Linked DNA regions of Homo sapiens: region 1 is linked to region 2. The links are chromatin loops, found by intact Hi-C in ENCODE. Cell type or tissue: GM12878. All regions are shown on one strand. Region 1 overlaps PDE4B (phosphodiesterase 4B). Region 2 overlaps PDE4B (phosphodiesterase 4B).

Evidence for each region. Hi-C counts contacts between places; a loop is a spot of excess contacts. Peaks named below come from ENCODE experiments on the same cell type or tissue, not always from the same donor. Only the 100,000 strongest peaks of a DNase experiment are listed, where the experiment ranks them.
Region 1: it touches region 2 in a loop (2.8-fold over the local background); 2 of 110 quality-filtered maps call a loop at or near these places.

The regions. Positions count from the first base shown.
Region 1 is chr1:66,241,642-66,244,141 of GRCh38, forward strand. The region is part of intron 3 of PDE4B (phosphodiesterase 4B); the gene reads left to right. Among named protein-coding and RNA genes, the nearest start is that of PDE4B-AS1, 190 kb to the left of the region's middle. In GM12878, a CTCF peak has its summit at 1,215 (motif pointing left); a DNase peak (open chromatin) is centred at 1,209.
Region 2 is chr1:65,810,738-65,813,237 of GRCh38, forward strand. The region is part of intron 1 of PDE4B (phosphodiesterase 4B); the gene reads left to right. Among named protein-coding and RNA genes, the nearest start is that of PDE4B, 19 kb to the left of the region's middle. RefSeq lists an enhancer at 1,435-1,664. In GM12878, no CTCF peak of the experiment used is centred here; a DNase peak (open chromatin) is centred at 1,504.

The sequences.
Region 1 (2,500 bases), 430 kb after region 2:
TTTCTGAGTACAACCGAGGAGAATATTTTCCAATAGAAATTTTAAGAAACACAGCATTTTTTCATGACTATGCCTACCCCCACAACACACACACTCTATACAGAAACATACACCTTATTATAGAAACATTTTCTGTAAGCAAAAACTCCTAGGACGGAGTTCCTGGGATACTGAAGGGAGAATGCGGAAAGAAGAACCTAGTGACTCCCTTTAAGAGCTCCACTGAGGTCATCACCTGCCAGAGGTTTTAATCCAAATGAAACTGGCTTTTTGTCAGATGCGAGAAAAAACTATAAGATCTTTGCATTCATTTAACAAATATTTGTTATGTGCCTTTTGGTGTGATACTCAGCTCTAGGCCCTGGGACTACAAAACTAAATGAAGGCTTCATTCCTGCTTCAAGGAGGTCACCATCTGGTGGAGTGAGAGAGATAAGTAAACACAAGAGTATAGTCTAGCATGGCCGGTTCTGGAATCAAGGAGTCTAAGGGGACATCTGAGGGGTCAGGGCACAGATTGTAAGGTGTAATGAAAAGAGGTCACACCTTAGCAGTTTTCAAATGAAGCTTCACATTTTTCAAATGAAGCTTCACATTTTGGATCCTCCATTTTCTCTTCTTTGAAATGAGGCAAAAAGAATTAGCCTGCCAGAGTTGTTATAATTCAATGATATAAAAGAGACTCAGTGAGTAATTTCTAAGAAAGAAAAGCAAAATTGAGACAGCAAGAGCTCTCTCCCAAAAGGCAGTGAACCATTCTGCGGACCTGTGGATTTGAATCTCTTTTGTGGAGTTTGCAGTCTTTCTAGCGGGTTATTTGTTAGAATAAGCCAAAGAGGTTCACCTAGAGAATGACTAAGTTGCGAAAGAAAAATCTCCTCTGGTTCAGAAATGAATTATTCCTAGGATGTTGCTTCATGAGTCTTTGTTACAGAAATTGGAGTTTGTGCAAGTAATTGGGGATCAGGAAACAACCACCCTGGGGACAATTGCAGGCAATTCTGCGACCACCTGGCTTAACTTGAATTCTAGGAAGTAGAGCTTCTCTTAGGTTAATCAAAGGTTTCATGGTACACCTTGTGGCTCTTTTCTTTATCCCTGATTTTTCCTCCCAGGCTTATGAATAAGGCTTCAGTTATGTTTCTCCCTCCAAAATTGCCAGCAGCCCCACCTGCTGGGCTTGGAGGCTGGGGCCTGCAGCCTAAGGACAGTGTGGCAGTCTGCTGCCATCTGCTGGCTCACGTGTCACCAGCTCAGGGCTGGCTTTGCAAGGATTCCCCAGGAATAGAAACCACCAGGAGAATAACTGTGGGCCAGAGAACGTTCCTGCTCATATTGAAAAATGAAGAGATGAGAAGATGGCAGACACAAGCTGGTATAAGAAGGCTTTTCTCCTCCTGCGAGTTTGTGTAAAGATGTGACCATCTCAAACAGCTAAGCCAGTGATATTTCTATGCAGATTTGTTTTGCTCAGGGAGAACATAGCAGTGCTTTCTAAAAAATGTATCTTATTTTATTTAGATCACTGTCTCACAAGGCCGAACAAATAAATTAATGACACATCTCTGTAGATTCATTTAAAGGAAACAGCAGAAACACAAGGCAGTGGGGTCTGAGGTGGGTATAGGGAAGCAGAAAGAGGGGAGGGATTGGAGAAACATTTCGCAGTAAGTTATAGTATATTTTAGTTGGTTCTGTCCACATTTTTTGAAGACCTACTGTTTACAAGGCTCTGACCCAGGTGCCTGGGATACAAGAATGAGTAATACTTAGTAATACTGAGTCCCTTCTGGCTTGGAGATAACAATGTATTGGGGAGCAGTAAATAAATAGAGAATTAAAACAGAATTGCAAGTACTGTGATAAAGTACTATGGTAAAGGAATCTAGGAGAGCACAGAGGAGGAGCATGTGTCAAAATCAAACTGGACTGCAGTGTCAGAGAGCGCATACTCTGGGAGATGGCATGAACTGAATTTTGAAGATACTAGCTCAATGGAGACTGTAATGGGAAAGACATTCCAGTTATGGGAAGCACCACTTCTCATACAGCCCATCACCCACCATCACTGCCTGGAAGAGCTGAGAACACTAGATACAATGCAAGAGAAGGCTGTTAAAACATTAGGTCTCAGATGAGCAATTGATTCAGTCCAGGGATATTGGCAGAGGCAGGGAGAAGAAGGCAGATCCAAGTGAGCAGGCAACATAAATAATCTTGAAGATCAGAGAGCAGGGCTTGGCAGGGTCTTTGGACCCAGGGAAAAGGCCACTTTCAATGCCGTGTATATATGGGCAACCCCTTCCAGGCAGGTATAAGTCACAATCAAATATTCAGAAACTTGTGAGTAACTTCCTGTCTTAATCTATCTGAAACTTCTGTGTGACCTCATTTAAATGTTGAAGTAGCTACAAGCTCAAAGTTATCAACTGCAACATTATTCAGAATTGCAAATATGAAGAGTGAAAGTAGAGAAAATGCTTGAGAAAATTGTGATACA
Region 2 (2,500 bases):
TCTTAAAGGGTTATATTTTAAAATTATTATTAATATTTACAATTATTTTCTATTTAATTCTTTTCTTAAGTACATAAATGCCATAAGTGCTACCCCCTTTTCATGCAAATATAGTGAGTTAATGTGGAGGATCTACTACTAAATGCCTTTAGGATTCTGCTAAACGCTTCGAATACGTTAGGGTTTCTCAACCCCAGTGCAATTGATACTTTGGGCCAGATGATTCCCTGTTTGGGAGACAGCCTGTCTCGTGCATTGCAGGGTGTTTAACAGCATCCCTGGCCTCTACCAACTAGATGCAAACAACACTCTCTTTTCCCCCTACCCAGTTGTGACAACCAAAAATGCTTCAGACATTATCAAATATCTTTTGTCAGAGAGGAAATCACCTGAAGTTGAAAACTAATGGTCTACATTATCTCATCTTATCCTTAGAACACCCCATGAGGCTCATATCATTATGATCTCAGCTTTACACAATAAGAATAACTTGCTCAGGGTCATATGCTGAGAAATAGTATCTTCAGGGCTCAAATTGAAGGCTTACCTATGACTTTGGACTAATTTTTGTTGTATTTCATGGACTACGTCTTGTCTTCAAACTTAACTTGAGCATCCTCAAGGCTTGGCTATGTCAGATTCTCCTTTTTCTTTTGCCCCAAGGGCACCTAGAAAAGTACTTAATACCCAGCTGTGCTTTGACAGATGTTCATTAAGCAAATGACCCATTTTATGTGGGTCATATTTAAATAAGCATATTTTAAATAAAATAGAGCTGAGTGCAGTAATTAAGAATCAGACACATCACAGGTTTACATCTCATTCCTGCCATTTATTAGTTATAGGATCATGGAAAAATTTTTGACCTATTTGATTTCCTCATTTGTTTGTGACTAATAATCCCTCCTGTGGATAATGTGAGGAGTGAGTTAACATATAAAGTCATCTAGCATAGTACAAGACACAAGGTTACAAAGTTAAGTACATGATAGCTACTAGTAATACAAATAATATTAATATTAATGATAGTAAGGTGGCTTGGATTTTCTCTTTATATTATGACATAATTTACATATACTTTTATTTCAATAAATTTAGAAAAAAATTTCTTGTCTGCCTAAGACAACTTGAAAGCTGCTGTTTCATTAACGTTAAATAAAAATTACATGAAATATAAAATATACAGAAGGTAAATGAGGAAATTAGGGGGAAAAAGTAAAGCCAAACAAACAAACCAAAAAAAACCCCAGGACCATTAAAAGACAAAATTAACATATTGTAGTACTGAGGTTTCAGTGAGGAATTAAGCTTAGTTCCTTTCATTTCACTAAAGAAGTTTTAACCCTTGTGGTGGCTCAAGGGCTAGGGCTTCTTTTGGCTTTGAGAGCAGATGAATTGACTCATCCCTGACCTCAGCCCTCAGCCTTCTGCTGATTTGGCATCTCTAGCTTCCTTCCCCGAGGTCTGACCTTTTGCCTCATTTCCTCTGACTCAATTTTGGGTTCTGTTCTTGGCTTTCAGTTTCTGCTCTGAGAGTTCCTTTTCTAAATTTCTGGGTCCTCTTGTAGGTTAGTTACTCACTTGTTTCAGTTTCTCTGCTGGTCTCCTTCTTAGGGTATGGCCCTCCATGCTCTGCCACACCTGGGTTGCATCAGCTGCTCAAAGGCAGCATTTCTCACCTGCTGCTGCTCTCCCTGATCCAGGGCCAACTTGGACAAATCCCTTCCAAATGTAATTGGCCATAATCATGTAGGTTTTAACTATAGGTTGGTGGCATTAAATTTCCAAGACAGTAAAATGTCAGGGTGGAAATTCATTGTTTTTAGATACTGGAGGGACTTTCTGTGTTTTAAATGCCTCTCAATTATTTTTTTCATCCATTGGCACACTTTGGAATGTTAATATTTGTAGTAAATACTGAACTACATAGATAATGCTGTTTGTGGTTCTAGGAATTACATGCCTATCCTAGGGACTGAGGGGACGACTGTCTCAGCCTCCTATATGATATTATGTATAGAAATGCACTGGTTGAGAAGCTCTATTCTAAAGTCTCCATGAAAACACAAATAGATAGCACTGGGCAGGGGTTGGGAGAGAGTATAACACCTTAAACAATTATTCTCTAGCTTCTTTATTTCTATTTGCCTGTCAACTGCTTTCTAAGGGTCCTAGACAGCCCTGGAAAAGTTGCCCCAGGAATACAAAACCTTAAGAATGAAGATAAGGACACTAAAGTTTCTGTAGGGGCTGGAGAGGGAATACCTAAATCTATTCTAAGACATGTTGGGAGATACTAAAACTGGAACGAGATTGGGAACAGGCAGAGAGTTAGGAGGCTACCGAGGGAGTTCAGGAATGAGGTATTGAGGGTTTGGTTTATTAGCTGCTCACCTGTAGAGGAGTGAGTCACTTATTTAAATTCATACAGAAAATATGTAAGCATATATGGTGGGTTGGTTGTTAATACTTTGTCAAATGCATGCCACTTAACTAATCG